Regions from separate parts of the Mus musculus genome. Here all the other regions are linked to region 2. The links are chromatin loops, found by intact Hi-C in ENCODE. Cell type or tissue: left cerebral cortex. All regions are shown on one strand.

Region 1 (8,000 bases), 69 kb before region 2:
ATAACCGTGTTCTCACTGGTTTGAACTTTGTTTTTAGCTGTATCTTGGGACTCTTTCCGTATGGGCACAGTGAGGTTCTCTTTCTTCCTCTTCCTTTCTATCAGTCAATGGTGATTTATCAAGCAGCTGCCCTGAGCCAGACCCTGTTAATGGGCATTATAATGTACCTACGTTACTGTATGTACTATTCTGGGTGCTGTGCTGCCTGAAAGTACTCATCTGCTGGTGCTGAGGGCCACATAAGGATGTGTGTTTAGAAGAAGATGAATCAAAAAAGCACACAAAGAAGGAATATTCTCAAGTCAGGAAAAAAAATGCAAAGAGCATGGTCTGCAGCTAATGCCACAGTGGATTGGGCCGCTTCTTGATCGTCACAATCATTCTATGTGCTGGCATAAATAATGTAAATAGCATTAAGGAACACTAGCTAGCACATCTTTATGTATTCATCCCTTCGCATAACTCTAAGTGGAACCGTGAAATAAATTCCTAAGAGATAATGTGCCGCATCAAGCACGTCTGCCTTTACCCTGTGTCTCTGTCTGAGCAGGGAGGGATAGGAAGAGGGTGCACATGTAGCCAGGATTGTGTACATCCATTTGCACATGTGTGTGGAGGCCTTAAGACAACCTTAGTTGTCATGCTTCAGGCATTGATCACTTTTAATTTTTAAAGCTGGTGTACCTATTGTTGTTTTGTAAATTGGCATACAAAGTAAGTTCACTTCTGTTTGTTTGAGACTCTCTCTCACTGGCCTGGAATTTTCCAAGTACACTAGGCTGGCTGGCCAGCCGACAAGCCCTAGAATTCTCTCTCTACCTCCCAGCACTGGGATTAAAAGCTTGTGCCACCACAATGCCTTTTTTTCAAAATGCAAATTCCAGGCATGAAATTCGGTCTTCACTTTATCAACTGAGCAAACTCCCAGCCCTGTCTTTATGGTTTTGGTAGATATTGCTAAATTATTTTGGAAATAGTTGATTAAACATTATATCGCCATAATGAGTAGGCCAGGCATGTTAGCACGTCTATCCCAGCTACTCTGGAGGCTGAGGCTGGAGATTCACATGTTAGAGCCCGGAAAACGTAGCAAGATAATGTCTCAGAACCATCAATTCCAAAGAAGTGGAGTATAACTCAGTGGCAGAACACTTGCCTAGCGCGTGTGAGGCTCTGGGTTCGACCCCCATCACCAGGTGATGAAGGGGAAGAATGGAGGCTTCTCTACATCCAGACATCTCTGGATCTTTAAGGAAGGCTGAGTATTGGCAAGAGCCACAGGATCATACCAGGACCTCGGCAGCAGACCAGGAACAACAGTCTGGCAGGGAGTCCTTAATTTTTTTTTTCTCCTACATCTTCTCCAAGGATCTGCCATGGCTCATGCTCTCCTCTCATTGACCGTACCACACAAGCAGCAGAAACAGGAGCCTCTCGCTGCCCAGTGAGGGCTAGCTTCATGCCCCTCCATTGAGATACCCAAAGCTGCGGATGCTCAAACCTCTTATATAAACCGACCCACGAGCGGTCTCCGTATACTTTCCATCACCTCCAGATTGTTCATGATACGCCATAAAATGTAAGTGCTGTATAAACACTCACCATGCTTACTGTCCAGGAAAAATAGTCTGTGTATATTGAGTTGAGACCTTAACTTATTTTTTTCCCTCCAAGGTCTTTCAATCCTTGGCTGGCTGAATTCACAGACATGGAGCACATAAGTGTGGAACCTCACACAGGATCTTTGACTGTATCTGTGCAAATATTAGCATCATAGAAGTTTGCCATCGGACCCCAGAACTGGGTTGGCATGACTTGCATTTTCATAGGTCATCAAATAGAATGTGCACTTACTTCTTTATACTCTTACCAAAAAAAATCCTCTCTTCACCTCATACCCCCCTCACACAGACACCCAGATACAGCAGAGGTCCCGCCGCCGAGCCAGAGCTCCTAACAGACCAATGTGGAGGTGCTTCGTCATAATTCTGTTGTCTGTGAGAGAAACCCAGAGTTCACGTGTGCAAATGCCACATCTCTCTTTTTTATCTTCAAAACTCCCTTCTCTGGGCCACCCAGATGGCTCAGTGGGTAAAGGGAAAAGCTTTGTTAAGCACAGGAGACAGAGAGGTGAGGAAAACCAGAGCCAGTCCCTGCACTCAAGGACGCTGCAGAGTGGAGGAAGCAGCTATCGCTTCCACAAGCTCGCCAATAAGTCTCCAGTGCTGACTGCTGAGACTGCTAAGCGGCAGGCCAGCCAGGGGTGGATCTGGCCTAACTGTGTGGGGCTGGGACGGGAGGCTAGGAGGATGTGCCGGCCAAACAGATGCCCAGGTGAGAGGCAATGAGCCATGGCAGGGTTGGTGACATGAACAGATCTGAGAGACAGGGAGTGAAGTCCCAGAGGGAGGAGGAGAGACCAGGGTCTGGGACTCTTGGGTTCTGCTTCACTGTGCGGCCCTGTCCAAAGCCAGGACATGTTGGAAACACCCCAGGTTCCAGGCTCTGGATACAGCAGCACCGTATTTTAACTTATTTGGACTTTTCTGTCCCAGCTCTTCCTCCATGCAGTTGGCCCCATGTGAGTCACCATCTCTGACTAAGGGTGAAGGTGACTTCCAGGGATGTGTTTATACATTCTTCTTAAACAGTAGTGTAAACTCCTGGAGGCTGGCTCTCACATTTGCTAAACCTTATCCAGTCATGACACGCCTTATCCCTGTCCCACTTTTTCCTTTCCGTTGGCTATTTTATAGACCAGAAGCTCCTCAGAGGACCCAGGCAAGAAGCCTGGAGCTGGGAGAACTCAGCTCACCAAGCAGACCCCGGGTTACAGAGCTGGCCGCTTGGGATATGAGAGCGGAGAGTCCCAGTAAATATAGTCAAACAAAACAATGCAAAGCAAAGCAAAACAAATAACGATTAACAACAATAACAACAAAACCAGCTCTGCTGAGAACGTTCAGGAAGAGATGGCTTCTCCTGTCACGTGACCCACGCAAACCTGAGATGTGGCAGGTAAACTTTACCAGTCTAATGTAAGTCTGAAACCTGAGTTAGCTTGGATAGTATGCCTGCTTTATTTCAGGGGCTTCAGGCCTGTGTCTCCAGCAACGAACAGATGCGCCTGCACACATTAAGTGTCCAGTAAATGCTAGTGGGATGAGTGGATTTTGAGGATATTTTGTTTCCTGCTTATATACCAGTCCCTTGGTTCTTCTGTCAGAAATGAGCTGCCTAGAGCAGGTTCAGGTTTCATATGATATGGGGTGTGTGTGTGTGTGTGTGTGTGTGTACACTTGTGCATGTGTGCACACGTGTGTGTGCATGACCACGTGTATGCACACACTACCGTATCTGACTTTTCACGTGTGTGTTAGATGTCTGAACGCAGTTCTTCATGCTTCGGCAGCAGCAGTTTACCACCCGAGTCATCTCTCCAGCGCCCCATCAATCACTTACTAAGGGAGAGGAAGGAAGGAGGCAAGGGCTGAAGGCTGGTGATACAAATGAGCTCTTCGGAGCTTCCTGGCTCCCCCGGTAGTTCAGTTTTGTTAGCTGGTCTTCTGAATGGAATGTCAATGTTCCAACTGATGGGAACATCAAAAGGTGTGCCGCTACTCCCCCCTAGAGCTAGGATAAAATTTGTCATTTAAGTGCTGAAAATAAACTTATTTTCAAAGCAGTATCTCATCCCCCCCCCCTTTTTTTTTTTTTTTTGCAACAACCTTATGAGACTTCTGGGTCCTCTTAGGGGTGCTGGTACGGTGGCTCTCGTGGGTCAGCTCTGGCTTCCAAACTTTACTGCACTGCAGGGCTACCGAGATGGGCCTGTGCTTCAGAACTCACTGGGCTATGGTGGAGCCCCCTCCATGGTTGCCATCTCTGGGAGGAACCTGAGACCTCTCTACACCTCAAAAAGCCAGAGCAAGGGGAGGGAGGATATTTAATCTCACGAAGGAGGAAGGTATCCATGAAGCGTGAGAAAACCCACGTGGCTTTGAGGCACCCAAAGTCAGCCCTCTTGCTGATTCCTCTAGGATGCAAGAGCTCCAGGGAGGCCTGGGGACACTGTGGCATTAATAATGATTATATTCTCATGGGTATTCTGGTCCACGCAGCTCAGTCTCTGCTCAGCCACGGGTGATCCTGGTTTCATTTGTGGAGTGACCGTGACTTTGACACGTCTCCTGTGCACCATTAAACATATCATAGGCCTTCCTGCTTGCGTTTCTTTTGTTTGTTTAATTTTATTTTCTTGCCTTAGCTTGTTACATTAATCCTTCTGCAGGTCCTGGGTTAGGTTCAAGGAGCTGGAGCTCTCCCTTCCTGGACAAGCCCGTGTAGGGAAACTGAGTCACACCAGCACTCTCGTTAGAGACCTGGGGACAGAGATGCCTCATCTTCCTGTTTGGTGACTGCATCTCATAATGGTGGAGGAACAAGCACCTCCTGAAACCTTGTTAACAATCAGACTAAGCAGATGCTTGCTTCTCAGGCTCCGGGCTCTGAGGTTAGTCTCTGGCTTGGAGTTCCAGCTCTGACATCTTCCAGCTGAATGCCCTCAGGCTTCAGATGACACATCTATAAGTAGGAAGTGGCATTCGCTTCTGAGGGTTGTCGGGGAGATGATTTTCATTGCTGCAGGTCACATAGATGACACACTGGAGCAGCATTCGAACGTGGCAGATGTTTGACCTACATGACCAGATGGTTTGGACCACATGAACAAGGGGAGACATGCGCCCCAATCACAACCATTCCACAGATGAGGAAACTGAGACCCAGAGAGGCAGAGTAACGTCCCCAGGTTGACCACACTGACATAGGACAAGTTACACTTCAATCTCAGACATGGCTTCAGGTCCACCCTCCTAATGCTGTCTACAGATGAAGAAAAGCGAGTCAGAGGAGCCCTGTGGAGGGTGGGGAGAGGGAGGGCTCAGATGCTAACACATTTACTGTGCAGGCGAGCATGAGGACCTGAGTTCAATCCCTACCACTCATGTTTAAAAAGGGAAAGGAAGAAGAAAAGGAGCAGAGGGTGGTGCTATAAGCTTGAGACCCCGATGCTGCGGGGGTGGGGGGGTAGAGTCTGGCGGATCCTTGGGGTTCACTGCGGGTTACTGTTCAACTGTGATAAATAAATAAATAATCAACACCAACAAAAAACAAAACAAAACTGAAATCATGAACTTTACACGTACATGAATAGAACTAGAAAAGATCATATTGAGGAGGTAACCCAGACCCAGAAAGACAGATGTCACGTGCTTTATCTCACTGGAGGCTTCTGACTCAAATCTTCAGATAGGAGTACCTAGCCTAGAGTTAACCGCAGAAACCAGGAAAGGGGGTGCAAGAGAGATGGGGATAGGGATGAGTGATCTGATTGGGGGAGGGGGAAGGCTCGTCAGGGAGAGGAAGGAAGATAAATACAGAAGAAAGGGGAACGTAACAAGGATGTCCTAGAAGACCATGAGGAATCACACCATTAACTATTTACCTACAAAGACTGTATTATATGTAATTCCAAGTGTTTGTGTGTGTTTATGTGTGTGCATATGCATGTAAGCATGTGTATGTATGTGTGTGTATATACATGTATAGCTTTAATGAACTTTTCTCATCTGAGTTGACAGTGTTCCCTCTAAGAGCTAAAGATCACCCAATACCAGACATGAGGATCCTTATTTTGAGTTGTTGGTCAGGGCTATCCGGGAGACTCTCAAAACTGCTATTGCCCTTGGTTACTCACAGAGGTGGGAGGTAAGTCTCCATTGCTGAAGACACCATGCAGTTCAAAAACAGGGCCCAGAGGCTCCTGAGCTGGAACAGACCTGAACGCCACCTCCCTGAGGGAGCTGGACCCTGCGTGATGTTTCCAGAAGGTGAGGCACTCCCCCCACCAACACCGCCCCCCCCCCATCATCCAGTTCATAAGTATGCCACCTTAGGGTTGGAAGGGAAGAGTTCTTCACATACAGAACACCTACTGTGTGTCATCCCAGAGCTTGGTAAGGTCTCTGTTCGATATTCTGTACAGGTTAATCCATATTAGAAACCAACAAGGCACATGTACATTATAATTCCCATTTTCCAGATAAGCCCTAGGCTCAGAGGCCTGGAGTGCCTAGCCCAAGGTCACACGGCTCCTTCAAGGTAGAGGCAGGACTCTAGAGGGGCCTTTCCTACTGGATTTAGGTGACGCCTTCATCTGGGCCTCTTTCTTGTCAGAGCCCCAGCATGTCCGATTGGGAGACTGGTGCTGGATGGAGCCAGGGACTGCCTTTCTCTTAAACTGATTTCAAATAAACCTCCCTCCCCAGGGACTCACTCCCCAGGGAGTCATCCATCTGAGCACGAAGGGTCCAGTAGAATTCCCGGGGTGGCCCTGGGCAGATCTGGCAAAAACCAGAGCACACCCGAGACCGAGTCTGCTTGCTACTCCCTGCCTCAAGGGACAGCCAGGTGGCGATTCTGGCCTTGTATGGGCAAATCATCCTGCGAAGCCTGGCTTTGGAGGGAGCTCTCTCTATTTTAGGCCCTAGGGTAGCATTGGTCTCTGTCCTCAGTTCTCACTGGTGAAGTCACCAACCATGATCCTGATACAGCTGTGAGATATCGGTGGGGTCGGGGGGGGGGGGGAGGCAGTGCTTAGCTTGAGTCCCTGACCTCGGGTAGGGGGGAGGAGGAAGAGATGGAAGAGGAAGAAGAGATTAAAAATAAGCACAACGTGATGTAGTAGTTAGCTACAATTTCCCCATAGGAACCATGCTAAGGGCTTTCAAAGGATGGTCTCTTATGGGCCTTAGGGAGAACAGCATCTTCATTTGCCTTCATCAGGCACCTTCTAAAAGCTGGGTAGCTGGCACCTGCTACTCAAATGAGCATGTCTAACAGGCACCTGAGTGCCACAGCTCCAGCTCATCCGCAAACTAAGCCCTCCATCTCCACAAGGGATCTAGGCTTCCTAGGTCACTTGAGTGACAGACTAGGTCAGTCACTCAGGCTCCAAGGCCAGAGCTTGGCCCTTCCACTATGCCTTAAAAGTCCAGCTAGGCCTGGCACTCTTGAGGGTAGCTCCCTGTTGCCCTGACTCTGAATGCAGTCTGAATCCGGGATGCAGTCACTGCAGAGAAACTCTGGGGAGGTGGAGGTAGGGCAGGGACCTTGGGCCCGTGCTAGAGGAAAGTGGGAAGTCCACTGAACGCGGCCTCCCATTCAACTCTGCAGTTGGTCACAGCCCATTCACTCCAGATCTAGGGGTTCAGAACCTGGGTTCAGCTCTAGTCTTCTGTGCCCTGGGCCTTCCCTGCTTGACCCACTCTCTGGCCCAGCTGTTGAGAACATGACATATTATAGCCACAAGTCCAGATTTGCCAGAAGCCTGGAGACATGGGACTTTCAGTGGTAGAAACAGTCTCCTGGGAAATGGGGACTACTTGGTGGCCCTGTGGGATGTGGTGTGTGAAGCACAGGCCTGGCTGGCAGGGAGGTGGGTGGGAGGATGGCCTCTCAGCACAAACCTACTACTGCTACCACAGACCCTTCTTAGCTGCAGCTCCCGCCTTTGTCGTGGGAGGTTGGAGACCCAGAGCCCCTAGCCTGGAAGCAGAGCAAAGCCTCAGACTGCCCTCTTTGCCCCTCCTGCAGTGAAGCCCCTTTGTCCTCCGAGCCCTTTCCTCCCTACCCTGTGGTGCCGGGCTGGGTGCCAGCAGTAATTACAGAATCACTTATTCATTGTGGGCTGCACGTGCAGTGGTAACTAGGCAGCTCAAGGGGCTGGAAAGCACAGCAGCCAATCAGGGGGAGGGGTGCTGAATGGGACAATCAACTTCACTAGGGTGGGGGGGGGGCGAAGACAGGAAAGATGGGGGCTTGTGTGGGGGGAAACCATTCAAACAGCCACCCCTCCCTCTACAGCTGCCAAGCACAATGGGGGATGGGGTGCACTCAGGGGTGGGGTGCACTCCATGGAGAAAGAAAGCACAAGGAAG
Region 2 (8,000 bases):
AGTCTCAATTCTTAATGTGTGGGCTAAATAAAATGCACCTATGTTTCTAGACACTGCCTGTCTTTCTCATAATAATCTGCTACAGGGCAAGAAGAACTAACGTTGGAAAGACTGGAGTAGCTGCAAGCTGGATCTTGAGAGACAGAGTTGGGAAAGATTCCCCCAGAGAGGTGCTGTAGCCATGAAAGCTACAAGCAGAGGTATTAGCAAATGCTGGGGCCCAAGATTTTAAGCTACAAATACTTCACACCTTCTCAGATCACTAGCCATGTACACCTGGTGTCAGCATTGTAGAGGGAGGTAATAGGATTGAAAGGCATTTGAGATCGCATGGCTGGTACAGAGGCTTAGAACAGAAAACTAGGAGTCTGTATTCTAGAAATAGCATAGGTTGAATTAAAAACATATAATACCAGTTTATAATGCACTAATTAGTTTGGTGTGTGTGTGTGTGTGTGTGTGTGTGTGTGTGTAGTGTATTTTAACAGCAAAGTCTCAGGTACCCCAGGCCAGCCTCAGACTCCCTGTGTAGCTGTGGAGAATGACCTAGAGCTATTCCCAGGCCCTTTGAAGGAGCCCTGCTCCCAAGACTTACCTCCGTCTTCCTCGGTGCCAGCCAGATAAGGGCACCAGCATCCCTTAGGCGTGGCCACATCACAACCTCAGTGTTCCTCACTAGCCCTCTCTGAGTCACTGACTCTACTGCACATCTTTTCCCATCATGCCCCAGAACTTTCTAAGAACCTGGGACAGATGGAATATCACTTCTATGGCTGTAAGCAGAGGTCTTAGCTTAAATGTAGGTCAGCTACCCAATAGGATTTTATTAAACAGTGATGCAGATCTGTATTACGGACACTAAATGCAGATACACTCAAGTCATAATGAAGCCTGACAATAACTCACAGAGCGCAAACCCCTTTTATCCAAGAATCCAAATGTGTACACCTAGACAGGGCTTCCAAAATGTCCGTCTGTTCACCCAGGGCGGTGGGAGTATAAAGGATGAATTTTGCACTCTACTGAACAAATATTCCTTGGATGATAAATATTAGAATAATCCAAAAACAAACAAGAATTAGTGAAACATGCTTATCACGTCAGCACTTGGGAAGCGGAGCAGCAAAAGCAGGGATTCACGGCTGTCTTCAGCTGCATTGGGATCTGGAGGCCAGCCAGCCAAGGCAAATAAGACTGTCTCACACACACACACACACACACACACACACACACACACACATACACACGCCAATGATGCCGCTGCCACCACAACCACTGCCACCACCACTAAACATATGACCGCTTCTCCGGGAGTACAAATGCTGAACTCATGGGCTCTCTGTTGCCTTTTGATTCGTTTTAACCCAGCAAACATTTCAGAAGTGGCTAGTCAGCGCTGGTTCCCACCAGTGGCTGAGCAGAGTCAGAGGGCTGTGTATGGATCCTACAATAACCCTCCATGTGGGCTGGGATGGCCCATGGAGACAGTCTAGGAAGGCCTTCAGTGAGGTAGGGGGTGTCATCCAGACACCTGGGACATCTGGTTCTCAGGAGGAAAAGGAGCCACAGTTGAAGAGCTAGACAAGGATAAGGTGGGGGGGGGGACAGGAAAGTCCATAGTGGAGCTGTAGCCTCTTGCTCCCCACCCTGGAGCTCGGGCCAGCCCAGTCTGACCGCTGCAGTGACTGTTATCAAACCATAGTTGCCTCTCAAAAGTGAAGCCCTGGCAGCTAAGGGCATCCTGTCAGTCTTCCTGTCACAGGGAGCCATTTTGAGTATCATGGTGTTCTCAAGGGCTGGGATGGAGCTAAAGACCCTAATCACCAGGACCTGGTGTTTGTTTTCCCATCTCTGAGCCAGTCAGGGAGGCAACCTTTCATAACTAACGTGTCTCCTTGTTTGTTCCATTTCTGCTGCTTTCTGGCTTGCAGAAGTAGGGCTTCAAGAGGTACAGAGTAAGGAGAGAAAGGGCAGTTCAGATCCTAAAGTGGGTCGTGTGCCAAGAAGATAGACAGGCAGGCAGGCAGGCAGGCAGGCAGGCAGACAGACAGAGATTCAAACTGGCACACACACACACACACACACACACACACACACACACACACACACACACACACCACTACTAGGGGGCGCCTGAGTACAGGGACCAGGTTACCCCCGAGCAGAGGTAGTATCTGTTCTCAGGATTAAGCAGTCTAGCCCTGGACTGATTCTGTAGGGCTGGTCAGAGACTGGGTGTGAGCACAGGCTCTTCTTAGTCGAATGTTGTTTGTCACTCGGGTCGCCACCTGCGGCGTAGGCGACACTCTACATAGCTAGCTAGCTCAGGGGACTTGGAATGTGGAGCGGCTGCTGAAGAGCCCTGGAAAGGGAAAGTAGAGCCAGAGTCAGAAGAATCTGCAGCCCTCCACACTCCATGTGCTTCCTTCCTGGCTGCTAGGCTTGCTTTCTTCGCTGAAAACCAAGACCCAAGCCGAGAACGAGTGAGAGATGCCGTGGGAACCTGGCGCCTGAAGGCTCTGATTCTTCCTAGGCGGAAGCTAGAAGGAGCCTAGGAAAAGCGAGGGAGGAAGGAACCTGATCACCCGAAGCGCAGGTGCACCGGGCACAGAGCTGAGTCAGCGAGGGTTGAGAGGGCGGGACGGGAGGAAGAGTCGCTCACCTGCGGGGACAGCGAATGTTCACCCACGCACTCGCTCTCCCTCGGGTACCACGGCTCAAACATCCCAGCCCGACTTGCCCATTGTTGGCTCGAATTTGGTCCCCTGCGGTATCCCAGCACTCCCTCAAAGAAACCATGGCCAGGAAAGGGCAGAGAGTGGAGTGAACCTTGCTAAGTGCTAAGTGACCTGGACCTCCCTGGGAGGTCACAGTTAGAGTGCGCTCTCCATCCTCGGAACATCACCCTCGCCTCTCAGACCGTGTGGAGAGCAGACCAGGTGGCAGGAGCACCGGAGGTGTCACCTCAATCTGGAAGTTTTGTGAGCTACCTCCACTTGATCCTCCATGCCCCCCCCCCCATCCACATCCCCTCCTCCTCTGCCTTCCAAACCGGACCCCTAAGGTTCAAGAAGTCCAAAGCCCGGAGAAGTGCACAGTGTAAATATATTGGCTTTATTTGTGTCCATTTAGACTCCTCACAGACAACATCCAGGTAAAAAGACCGTTAAATAAAACGCCTTCAGCTATTGCAATGCAAAAATAAATATCAATCCTCGGCTGCAGCAGCAGCCGCGCTGCGCCCCAAGTCCCCTCAGTTAGCCCAACAATTATAAAAAGTGTTCAGCGAAAGTGTCGGCGTGAGTGTGAACGGGTGTGCGCTGGAGGTGGGGCACAGTGGAGCGGTGTGCAGAATCCGAATTGCATCGGCGACCCCCGGCGACGAGCCGACTCAGCGGAGCCGCCTCCCGCGCACACTCACAGCAGAGTTCGGACTGGGAAAGAGTTAAAAAATAAACATTTACAAGGGCAAAGAAAGCGACTCCCCTCCCTGGCGTCCCCGAACGCTCTTCGGGACCCCGGTGGGTCCGCAGCCGGGCTACAGTCCCAAGGAGTGAGGGGAGCTGACCCCGGGTGGTCGGGGCCGCCTGGGGAGCGGGTCCCCTCCGGATGCTCCCTCTGTTTCCCGGCGCTTGGCGGTGGAGCAAGTCCCCAAGCGGGCTACCGCCTCACAGGGCCGAGTCGGAGTCGCTGGAGTCCAGGCTGTTCCTCAGTTTGCAGCTGCCGAGCGGCTCCCTCTGCAGCGACAGGCTCTGCGTGCTGCGGCGCAGGCACTCCAAGCTCTGCAGGAACGACTTCTTGGCCTTCTCCTCCTCCATCGGGGACACCCCCTCCTCCTCCACCTCCTGGATCTCGTCGAAGGTCACCGGCTGCGTCTTGAAGCGGGACTGGCGTGGCCGCCGCAGCCGGCCCTTGCCCTTGGGCAGCTTGGCGGGCCGCACCGGCTGCGGGAACTCATCGGTCAGGCACACGAAGTGTGGCATCACCGCTTGGTAGCTGGAGCAGATGCCCATGAGCTCGCCGGGCTTGGCGGCCGCCATGGCGCCGTCGGCGGGTGCGGAGCCGGGGGGTGGCGGGGCGCCCGGGCTCTCCGGGGGCGGCCGCGGCTCCGGGGTCCCCCGGGAGGCGACAGCCTGGGGCTCTCCGGGCGGGGGATCCAAATCTGCTGCGGGGTGGCGGCGGGCCTCGCTGGCCCGAGCCGACGCTGCTGGAGAGGGATAGCGGGCGGGCGGGCCCGTCGGGGGGCGCGGGGCTGCGCTGCGCTGCTCGGCGATGCTTCGAGAGGCTCCCTGCCGCCCCTGTCGCGGTCGCTGTCGCTGTCGCCGTGTACCCCGCGGCGGCCCGCCTAGCCGCTTATATAGCCCGCCTCTGCCCACACGGCTGCAAGCTCGGATGACAGCGAATGCCATTTAAAGCGTGCGCGCCCCGCGCCCTTCCGCCTGACGTCGCCCTCCCCGCCACTCTGGGAAAGTAACGGTCCCTTCCCCGGCACCGCCCGCCAGCCACGCTCCGGAAGGCGCGCCCCGCCTGCCGCGGCCCATCCAGCAAGAGCACCCCGCTGCTTCTGGACCCACAGAACCGAGCCACCACTGTAGGTTCTGGGATTACCCCAGCCCCAAGTCTGCACAGATCCGAGTGGCCAAGAGGTTTCAGATCGCTCCCCACCCTCCCCCACCCCCCAGCTCCAATCACTCCAGAGGCGCAGGCTCTTCCCCCTTGGTACCTTTCCAGGCACACTGGCCACAGGGCAGTTGCTGGTTCTCCTGCCAGTCTCCACAGCCAGGGTGCCCAACTCCCAGTGCTTGATCTCTGAAAAATGGGAGGGCTTCTGAAACTCTGCCACCCCCTCCCCAGGCTCCGTAAGCTCTACACACACACACACACACACACACACACACACACACACACACACGCCTTTACGCACGAATACAAACACACCCCATTATTCCACTCCAGTTCTTCCATTCCCTAGATGCTTCTCCCCACACTCTCCCCACCCCAAGTCCCTCCGGCACCCCCATTCATGAACCGCAGAGTGGCACTTGGATAGGGCACTAACAACAATAATAATAGCTCCCATCTGGTATACTTTATTCAAGCTTGCTAGCAAGCTCCCTGAACATATATTATCTTGTTCATCCTCCTAACAGCCGGGTGGGATAATTAGTATTCCTTCAATTTCACACGAGAAAAGGGAGGCTCGGAAGGGCTAATTAACTAGTCCACTAGAAACTGAAGGAAACGGGTAGGATAGACTCCGGAGGCTAATGCTAAGGGTAGCATTCCCAAGACTTTGGAGAGAGGCCTTGCCCAGGATACTCACCGCCTCTGGCAACAGAGGGTCTCAGTGAGGTTTGGCTTCCCTATATATCCACGACCAGAAGCCAATTAAGACTTTGTGTGAGCACTCAGGGTGTAAACAAGAGCAGCAATGGAAGAGTCCTTGAATACAGGGCGGTGGTATACACCTGTAATCCCAGCCCTTGGGAGATGGAGGCCAGAGAATCAGGAGTTCAAAGCCAGCCCTGGCTGGATAGAGAACTCCAAGCTAGCCTAAGCTACAGGAGAGCTTGTTAAGACAGGGAGAGAGACACAGAAGGAGCCCACAGCCTCCCTCTTAAAAGTTGCACTCCAGTGGGAGGGAGCATGAAAACATCAACAAGAACTGGAGTCTTGAAGGAAATGCAGAGGGAGGTGTGCAGAGCCAGTCACCAGGAGAGAGTGGGTGGCACTGCCAAGCAGTCCAAACGCACTAGGGTAAGTTCTGGCTATGCATCAACTCAACTCGTCCATTGCAAGTGTGCACTATGCTAGCTTCTCAGCAACCTTGGGTAGCCAGAGTCACTATCACCGCTGTGCACTCATGAGAGGACAAAGGCACAAGAGAGCTAAGCAACTTGCCAACAGTAGTCAGCAGTAGAGCTGAGATCCAGGCATCCTGGCTCCCAAGTGCTCACTCTTAGCCACCACACTGAAGTGAAAAATTAAGCAGTATGTGTGTGTGTGTGTGTGTGTGTGTGTGTTGGGGGGTGATGAAGGAACAAACCACATGGGTGCCAAGGCAGGAGGAAAGTGTTTGGACATCAGGTACAGATCACTAAGGCAACAATAAGATCGGTGAGTGCACAGCCAACCATTGGACTGAGCGTGGGGACCCCAGTGGAGGAGTTAGAGAAAGGACTGAAGGAGCTGAAGGGGTTTGCAGCCCCATATGAAGAACAACATCAACCAGGACCCTCCCCCCATCACCCGAGCTCCCAGGGACTAAATCACCAACCAAAGAGTATACATGGAGGGTCCCATGGCTCCAGCTGCATATGCAGCAGAGGATGGCCTTGTCAGGCATCAATGGGAGGAGAGGCCCTTGGTCCTGTGAAGGCTTGATTCCCCAGTGTAGGGAAATGCCAGGGTGGTGGGGAGGGAGTGGGTGAGTGGGTGGGGGAGCAGCCTTATAGAAACAGGGGAAGGGGGCGGGGATAGAGGGTTACAGATAAGAAGCTGGGAAAGGGGACAACACTTGAAATGTAAATACATAAAATATCCAATAAAAATAATAATTAAAAAAAAAAGATTGGTGAGTGCAGCAACCATGGGGCAGCCTTTGTGACTGAACAGGGGAGGAAGACAAGAAGTAGATACAGCTTCGTAAGGTCGTGAGACCATGTCATAGGGACAGAATTTCACCACGAGGACGTCAGTATGGTATTGAAACAGTTTCCTCCAATTGATGTTTTCCAAAACTCAGTCTGAATATTGTGAGGAGAGAAGCCTGGGAAAAAGCAGGGTATCCACTTTGGCGTGGCCTCCGGTCACATGACCTTGGGTCACATGACCTCAGACTCAGTCCACTAAAGCCTCTCATTAGGGATGCAGAGAAATGGTTTGACTTGTGATGTATCTGAAGATATGGTGTGGTCACGGGGACCAAGGCTAACTTTTGTGCATTTGACTCCAGTAAGCGTTCAAGGGTACTATTTACTATCAGGTGTAAAGTCTGTCAGCTGGCCACCAAAACTCATTTTCTGCCTGTGTGAGATCCGAAATGCTCACGACAGAATTATACCAGGTCCGAGAACACAGTGAGCTTGCATCTTAAAACTTTAGGCAATGCTCTGTGCATTGCCTTTAACAGGAGTTTAAGCAATGCTCCATATATCAGTATGGGTACCCAGAAGGGAAAGCTGTTCCTGATAAATTTCAAATCCACAGCACTGGCTTAGACAGCTACTAGAGAGTAGAACCCCAAGACCTTTGTTATGGCAGAGTAAAATGCTTATCACTGATATCATGTACAGACAGCTATTTGGAAATCAGACCACATGCCTACTGAGCCTATAAGATTCTACCAAAGAAAAAATGGTTAGGAAGAGCCAAAAAAAAATTTTTTTTTTGCACGTGTTGCCTGATTGGTGTTGCTTTTAGCAAGATATTACAAGAAAGAGATTGGCTGGCTTGCAAGAGGAGGCAGGCAGAAATAGAGTCCAGAAAACTGATGTCCTTGGGGTTGGAAAAGCCATCTAGACATCCAAAGGGCATGTGATCAGACCAGGGCCCAGAGTCTCTTAAAGCCTGCCTGTTATGCCAAAGATTAAGTCTTCAAAATCACTGCTAGGGCCAAGTAGTATATTAAAGGTGTCATCCAAATCTATCATTTTTGGATCTCCCTGGGGTGACTCTCATTGTAAAATAGTGAAAAGTGACCGGTTGGCCAGAGAGACAGTAACTGTCAGGAAAGCAGTTAACAGCCACATGGAACTGTCTAGAACCAGATAAACCTGAAGCCAGCTAAGGTTCTGGGGGAGTTGATGTCACCAACAAAGTTGCAAAGGAGCCCAAGACAGACTGTTCTGAAAGGAGGGTAAATGGGCAACCAACTGCCAGTTCAGCCCTTGGTCGGGGATGGAGAGGGCAACAGGGCCATCCACACAGAGCTTTGTCCCATGGTTTCTAAGAGTATGCTTGGGCAGAGCCCACTAGCTACCCACACAGCTGAGTCACAT
Region 3 (8,000 bases), 86 kb before region 2:
CACTCTTGAATTTAATTATTTAATTATGCTGGGTAGTGGTGGTGCACATATTTCATCCCAGCGCTTCTTGGGGGGCTGAAGCAGGCAGACCTCTGTAAGTTTGAGGCCAGCTTGGTCTACAGAATGAGGTTCAGGGTAGCCAAAGCTACATAGAGAAATCCTGTCTTGAAAAACAGTGTGTGTGTGTGTGTGTGTGTGTGTGTGAGAGAGAGAGAGAGAGAGAGAGAGAGAGACAGAGACAGAGACAGAGACAGAGACAGAGAGAGAGACAGAGAGAGACAGAGACAGAGAGAGAGAATATGGATATTTGGCCTGCATTCTGTTTGTGTACCACATGCATGCAGTGCCCATAGAAATCAGAAGAGTGCTGGATATGCTGGACCTGAGGCTACAGATTGTTGAGCACACATGCAAGTGCTAAAAATCAACACCTGAACTGCTGAGACATTGCTCCAGCACCCCCCCCCCCCAAAGCTTCAACTAGTTACCATCCCGACCTTTATAGAAAAGGGTTGCCAACCTCTGTTTTAGAACATAAACCTTTCTTTTTGCTTGTTTCCCCATCCTCCACCAAGATAGTCACAGCAGATACCCAGTCCCTCCATCCTGCCCTCACACAGGTTCCTAGTGTGCCAGGACAGCTGTTTCGGGGCTTTCATTTCTAGTCTCCCTAGCCCAGGGTGCAGCTGCTCATCTGTGGCCCATCTGAATCACCTAGCAGTGTGATACGGGCCTCAGACAGTGAAGCCAAGTTCCTGGACTTCAGTTAGATCAAGGTTGGGGTAAGAACCAAAAAGTCTTCATTTCTACCAAGCTCCCAGGTCTGTACTCAGTGAACATGCTACCAGTGTTTCTAAAAACCGGTCAGAATACCAGGAGCGACCAAGAAATACCTTCTTAATGCCTCAATGAGCCAGCGAAACAAACCAAGACAGCAAACTCCAGGTGGTGGGGCTGCCTGAGGCTACCACTGCCTCTCATTCTTTAAGACAACCTCCACCCAGAAAACTAGGCTTATGACCCTTCCACCATATGCTGTGATTCTCAGCTTTTTTCCAAGCAACAACAACCCCACCCACACATGTCTAAAACCTTGTTGCTTCTTCTACACATGTATAGTATCAGCACTTCAAAGTACTAAACATGCTCTGCAACATCCAGGAGGTTCGGTGGCCAGCCAGTCTAGCCCAAACAGAGAGCATCTGTAAGAGATTCTATCTCAAGCACAAGGTGGAACGTGATGAAGACACTCAACAGTGACCTCTCCCCTCTCTATACACGCAGTGTCCACACACAAAGAATTGCATTCTCCTGGAAGATGTATTTTTAAGAAGGAAGTGAAAATGGGCTAAGGTCATCAGGGAACTTAGAAGTTGGGGACTCTGACAAGACTTCTTATATAGGAAATGTAAATGATGCTGCAGCACAAAGAAATGTTGCCCCTAAAGCCAAGCCCTAAGCATTAGAACTGGGGTTCATCAGTCCTCTCCTTCAAACCCCTTGGCTCTGCCTTGGTTTCAGGGTCCTTAAGTCTGCCCTCACCTACCTTCCAGATCCTCCAGGTTGGTTAAAATCAGCATCAGGGTCAGACAAGCTGCTGCTGGCACGATGTTCCTCTGCCATGAGTTCGGGCTCAAGGTAGGTCTTGAGCAGAGGAGGTGGGAAGGAGCCAGGCAGGGATCGGCTCAGTGCTAGGGTAGGGTTCCCCTAGGCTTCACCTGGTCCGTCTTTCCAGTTAGTTCCACAAGCCTCGCTTTGTGGATGAGAAATAGAGGCTCAAAGGAATGAACTGAGTCTACCAGACACAGAAGTAGGATGTGTTTATCAGGGAAGGTTCCAGGCACATCGGCCCCTAGTGGCCGTGCCTCGTGTGCCCCAGTGCGGCCATGAACATAACCCAACACAGAGTCAAAACGGAAAACACCGAGGTTGCTGTTGCTTTGCTTCTGTAGCTCCACTACCCAGTTCTCAAGCACCGGCTTTATGGATAATGTTGTATTACAATGTTAGGTCTAAGCCGTTTGACAATAAAACTCCACTTTCTTTTAAGCTCCAGGGCACTGTGTGTGGCCCAAAGTCCCTGCCTCCCTCCATTCTCATGGCTTGCGTAGTCACCCCACCGAGCTCACCTTCATTTCTGTTCTCACTCATCTCTGTGCAGTCCGAAGTCTAAATCCAGGAGTGTCTTTGTCATTCAGGGAGCAGAAGCTTGCTCCTCCGCCCCCTCCCCTCTCTTTTAAGCACAAGGTGGCTTGCAGGGTAATGAGACCCATCTTTTCCCCTCCTGGAGCCAACTACCCAGCAGCTCCCCATTATCTAGATGGCCTTGGCATAATTACAGAGAACTGGCTCGGAGTATCCGGTTGGAGCAAATCTGAAGAGTATTGGCTTCAGCTGAAGTGTTCACAGGCTGGGAGGGCCCCTGCTCTTCGAAGGAGGCTAGAGCCAGGGCCTGTGTGTACAGGCAAGACACGGGATGAATCGGGTGCTCACTGACTATGGAAAGTAACCAGAGGGGGAGGAGCCTGTTCAAAGCACAAAGAAGCCTATGGTACCTCCCCGTTTCTGAGGAGGCCATATTTGAGAGTAGGCTGAAGTGGGGTTTAGTCAGCACAGGAGGGGCCACTGCATTAAGAGGTCTTGGAGGGAGCACCAGGAACCCCAGGCACCATCCCCTAGGGCCCAGGACATAGGGTCCCTTGCCTGTGTGGCTTTGGCAAGCCTTCCTTTCTCCTTGGGAAAGACAGAGGCCAGGAAAACTACATCCCAGGTGGTGTGGAGACTAACTGGAGGATGGATGTGTGCTGACATGACGGGGCAGGAAGGGTTGTATGAAATGTCTCAGCTGTGACTGAGCCTCCCGTGACTGTCTAGGGACAGATGTGGACCCAAAGTAGCCTATCCTTCCAGAATACCCATGCCCTGCTCTCAAACTTTGAGGGAAAGATGATCCAGGTGTGGTGGCACGTGCATTTAATCCCAGCACGTGGGAAGCAGAGACAGGAGGGCCTCCTTGAGTTCAGGTACAGCCTGGTTTATGTAGTGAGACCCTGGGCTACAGTTGGGTGCTGGTCTAGGGACCCCAGGACTCTGGACTGCTAACGTCCACCCCTCCTTTTGCCCCACGGCCACTTTCCCTCCTCATTCGCCCTTCTGTTTTTTTTTTTTTTAATGGCATTATTTTCTTCTAAATGGTAAACACACCTGACTCATTTCTCTGTGTTGTTTCTTTCCAGCTCCCCTATCTAGAATCTAAACCCCATGAGGAGAGATGCTTCAACTGTCTTATTTATTGCTGTCTGTCTGAGGAAGACCAGGAGCTCAATAATTGCTGGGATTTGGACTGAAAGTTTCCTCCTAAGGCCTTAAAGCAGTGCTGTTGGCTCTCTCTCTGTCTCTCTCTCTCTCCTCTCCTCTCCACCAGCGGCTCCCCAGTATGATATGCTACCTGGTCTAATATTAACAGAGCTAAGCAACTGTGAACTGAAGCCTTCAAAACTATGCATGGAAATAAATCTTCTGTCTTTCCAAAGTTGTTTGCCTCGAGATTCATAACATTAATGGATGTTAATACCTTGTCAGTGGATGAGTGGGTGGGTGGGTGGGTGAGTGGATGCCCGAAGGCACTTATCTGAGGTCTGGGCTTTAGGCTTCTCTGCTCTCTGGTTCCAAGGCACATAGAGAGGGATCTTGGTTATGTTTGATTAACATTTATTTATAGTATAGTATAGTATATTGATTTTTAAATTTTGTGTTTATTTTATTCATTTTATGTATGAGTGCTCTGCTGCATGTACACCTGCATGCCAGAAGAGGGCGTCAGATCCCTTTATAGGTCATGAACCACCATGTGGGTGCTGGGAAATGAACTCAGGACCTCTGGGAGAGCAGCCAGTGCTCTTAACCACTGAGCCAGCTCTCTAGCCCATATTATATTGACTAATGAGTGAAGATGATAACTTTAAAATTAAGCAATTGTATGCCCTTGGTGAATGTTGGCAGCAGAAGGAAGAGTTTACTAGAGAAAAAGCCCTTGTTTATAACCTATCACATTGGGCTGGCTTGGAGCCTCCTCTTTGGGGCATCACTTCCAGCCATTCAGACATAACCCAGATTTGCCAACAGGGGGCGCTAAGTCCTTATTTTTTTGCTATTCATGGAACTTGTGGTAGTCAGTGTAGGTCCACAAAGGCTGCAGTCCGAATAAAGAAAAGGCCAGGTGCAGTCATGGCTATCACCCTTCAGCCCCTGAGGTATAGTAGGTGACCGCAGAAGGGCTGGAATTTAGAGGTGCCTGAGGTCCATTGCCAGGCCCTCGTAGGTCTCCACAACTGTTGACTTCCTGTATCCCCTGATGGTTCAGAGTCTGCATTTTGAGGACTGGACAGAGTGAGTAATCTCAGCCAGAGTCTCCTACATAAACACATCCCAGACTCACCAGCCACCTCTTCCTGTCCTTCCTCACACCTTTTCTCAAAGTTCTGCTTCAAAACCAGACAAGAGTCCATGAGCAGCATCTGACTTGGCCAGCTTTAGAAGGCCCTGGGTTTGAAGGTGGGGACAGCAGAAGTAGGCAACAGTAGCTGATGAGGGGAGACTCCTCCTCCCAACTGCTCCTGCTCCCAGCATCCTCCAGAGAGCAACCTGCTAAGCCTGGAGATAGAGGCATGGGGGACAAAGCCTGCCAAGAACCCCTGACACACCTCAAAGAAAGGTAAAGGTTGGTCGTGATGATCAAAGGCTCAGAGAGAAACAGGGGTCCTCCCTGAAAGCACCAGGCTTACCCCAGCTGCAGGTGCTACCTGGAGTCTGTACCACTGCTATGTTTTGTGTCACAGGGCTAGAGTCTCACATAAGACACTTCCTGACAATTTGATAAACAAAGGGTCTAATTTACAGGAGAACACACTGAACCCAGCAGGGTTCTTCAACCTCATCCAAGTTCAAGCTACTTGCATTAGTTGAGTGAAATCTAGTCTGAAGCCAGGCCCAACATGGCGTCTTCCCGGGCCACAGAGACCGGCCCTGAAGAATCCTCCTGTAGTGTGCTTGTCTTTGGGCGATTTGACATGACCCAGAGTGAGAGGCTGAAGAGGACACAGGCTAGAAAGGCCTTGGCTCCAGCTTCTTCAAACCACTCACCCTACAGGGCCTGTCCTTCAGAGTGGTCCCTTCCCTCCAGAAAGTCCATGCTGCCTGCAGCCTCCCTGTGCCCTCAGGCCTCAGCTCTTCCCCCATGGTTGGTTCTCAGAGCACTCAGACTCCACCAGGTCAGTCATGTTGCATGTCCCTTCCCTTATCCGATGGGGACCATGCACCCAGTAGGTACCAAGCACACAGTAGTTACCAAGTCACTGTTTCTGTTTACTTGTCTAGTGTTTGCATGGGAAGTCAGACAGCCCCCCACCCCCCCAAAAAAGCTGTTCTTGCTTTCCAGAGAATTCTGAACCCGATTTGCAAACAACAACATCTGGCCCCGTTAGAGAGCAGCAGGAGCAAATTAGCCTTGCTCAGTCATAAGCACATACGCACAGTATGTGTCTCAGTCACAAGCAGCCCGTGGGCCACATGCACTCTGGAATGGACTGAAGGCGTGAGAGGATGCTATTACCTAGGGAGCTAGACAAAAGCCTGCGGGAACCTAGGGAGTATGCAGCTCTGTGGAGTAGTCTTACAGGCAGAACAGCAGCAAATGAAAAGGCCCTGGGGGTAGCAATGGCTCCAGGGCTGCTATTTATGAAAAATGGATTTCCGAATTAGCAAACAAAGCTAGGACTTTGGTTTCTATTCTAAATGTGGGGAGGGAAAAAAAAAAAAAAAAACAAAGCCCAGATTTTTCTGGACCTGTCTGTCATGGGTTGCTCGCTGCAGTTGAGCCAGGGGCAGGCAGCCAATGGCCATGCGAGTTATACCTGTGCTTGGAGCCACTTAGAGATTGTCTTTGCTGTGAGGTTATCACCCTGGTTTCTGTGAGCCCAGTGTAGCAGTCTCAGCCAGGGCCCTGCTAACCAATGCCACGCCTCATCCACGTTTAATGCCCCAAGCCCTGGTAGGACCTCTGCTAGAGAAATAGGGGATGGGTCTCAGTGGCCTCTCACCCCACCCTAACCTTTATCTTCATGGTGTTAGAGAAGCCATGCTTCCCACAGACATCCCAGAAGGCTGAGAATCATATTCTAAGGCACACTCAGTGGGTCCACAGGGGAGCCTCTGAGTGCTCCCTGCCCCTCCTCCCTCCTCTGAGTGCTCCCTGCCCCTCCTCTCTCCTTTGAGTGCTCCCTGCCCCTCCTCCCTCCTCTGAGTGCTCCCTGCCCCTCCTCCCTCCTTTGAGTGCTCCCTGCCCCTCCTCCCTCCTTTGAGTGCTCCATGCCCCTCCTCCCTTCTCTGCTCTCTCCCCTGCCCCTCTCTGTGTTTTCTCTGGGGTTCTTCCTCCATCTCATTAGGCTGCAGAGAGTGGTTCTGATAGCAGGCCCCTCTCTCTCCCTCAGGTCTTAGTCTGACCTGGTATCCGATTCCTCTTCAAATATGAATAAGACTCTTCTGGCCAGAGCTGTTCTGCAGGAGAGCTGTGCTAGGTCTTCCCTGGGCTCTTTCCATTTGTTTCCTCCAAGGTCTTCCTACCCTGGCTAGGCTGGCTAGCAAATTCCCCACTCCCATCCCCCAGGGCTTGGGCACAGAGCTGTTTTATTTCTCATAGACACAGTCTATCTACTGGGTACCCAAGCCTCCTCCCCAGGGAGGTCCCAAGGGCTAGAGTGTGGGCACAGGAGCCGGCGGCAGACTGTGGGACACTGTGCAGTGCGAGGCTCTGTTTCCCTGGGACCAGAGGTCAGGAGGGTGTCTGGCTTAGGCAGAAATTGAAACTGGGTAATTGTCCAGGCCCTGGAGGGCTCCTAGTCAGAGCTCCTGGAGATATCTGTCTGTGCAGTGTGGTATGGATATATATACATTTGGTCAATACTCAGCTCAGACTCCGGGTAGATAGCTAGGCATCTCGGCATAGCATCTTCTCAGTTACAAAGGCAGGTCGGGAGGAGTGGCTGAGAGAACATAAATGGCGGGTGTGAGTTGACCTTTGCCCTGCCACAGTGTACCCTGCCCATCCCCCTCCCCCTCCCCCCAGCCCATCCTCCCTCACCCCCTCACCCCCACCCGATAGCTTAAGCGTCTGTTCTTTTGCCATTTCTCTCTGAGTGCTACTTAACCGCGGGTTTGCCGGTCTCCTGAGGCTGAAGCTGTTACAAGAAACCTTCCAGAGGGAGCTCTGCTGACTGCTCTTACTGTCACACCCCACCCCCACCTCCATCTTTGCAGAGAAGCCACCACTTCCCCTCTCCCCCAAGGGGCCTCGTTCTGTAAAGGACTTGTGACTTTCCATGGGGCCTTTTCTGGCCCCCATGCCTGTCAGTGGCTTCCCAGTGCTTTCCTGGCAGAAAGTCTGCTCTGTCCCCAGAGACCCCTCCTCTGGCCAATGGCTTCTGATGAGCAGGATCTGCCTCAGATCCAGACTCTGTGTCCAAGACTTAGCCCTTCTTTCCGGGCCCCAGGAGTGTCCCCTGCTCCTTTCTCCAGCTTTACAGAACCAGAGGGAGAGCATTCCTTCAACCCAGAGCCCTGGTCATGAAGCACTTTCTGGTGAGCCTTGCCAGACACCTTGGAGAATATACCTATGAAACAGTTTCACCCCCTCAGCCTCTAACACCAAAGCCCCATGCATATATGCTACATCTGTGCCCTTGCACACTGGCTCTGGACTTGGCCAAGGGTGCAGTCATGGACACATTAGAAAACACCACACAAGCAGAAGCCGCACAGTGAGGGAATGCCCTCTTCAGTGTTGGCCCTTGCTGGATGGAAGAAGGCTCAGCCTTGGAGAAGTGACAGCACACACAGAGGGTGTGACAACCCATATGGCTCTCTACTGAGAGGATAGAGGCATCTGGCAGATACTAGCCCTGAGGGAGCCCCTCTTGGCCACATCACGAGCAATCCTGGCAATA

Evidence for each region. Peaks named below come from ENCODE experiments on the same cell type or tissue, not always from the same donor. Only the 100,000 strongest peaks of a DNase experiment are listed, where the experiment ranks them.
Region 1: it touches region 2 in a loop (2.4-fold over the local background); 13 of 42 quality-filtered maps call a loop at or near these places.
Region 3: a loop joins it to region 2, with 3 times the contacts of the local background. A loop is called at or near these places in 13 of 42 quality-filtered maps.

Annotation. Positions count from the first base shown.
Region 1 is chr2:93,883,993-93,891,992 of GRCm38, forward strand. It overlaps a transcript of Accsl not described here. Among named protein-coding and RNA genes, the nearest start is that of Accsl, 19 kb to the left of the region's middle. In left cerebral cortex, no CTCF peak of the experiment used is centred here; a DNase peak (open chromatin) is centred at 7,737; H3K27ac peaks cover 287 bases.
Region 2 is chr2:93,952,719-93,960,718 of GRCm38, forward strand. It overlaps Gm13889 (predicted gene 13889), which reads right to left and starts at 4,382. Exons shown (of 1, transcript NM_001145034.1): 1 at 3,092-4,382. The coding sequence starts at 4,040. The coding sequence ends at 3,669. Gm39884 (a long non-coding RNA gene) reads left to right here. Exons shown (of 2, transcript XR_001783415.2): 2 at 1-49. It overlaps Gm33160 (a long non-coding RNA gene), which reads right to left and starts at 4,802. Exons shown (of 2, transcript XR_374805.4): 1 at 4,724-4,802. In left cerebral cortex, a CTCF peak has its summit at 4,464; DNase peaks (open chromatin) are centred at 1,281, 2,332, 3,822, 4,432 and 1 more place; H3K4me3 peaks cover 2,643 bases; H3K27ac peaks cover 3,174 bases.
Region 3 is chr2:93,866,893-93,874,892 of GRCm38, forward strand. It overlaps Accsl (1-aminocyclopropane-1-carboxylate synthase (non-functional)-like), which reads right to left and starts at 2,265. Exons shown (of 15, transcript NM_001033452.4): 1 at 2,130-2,265. The coding sequence starts at 2,151. In left cerebral cortex, a CTCF peak has its summit at 4,108 (motif pointing right); a DNase peak (open chromatin) is centred at 4,124.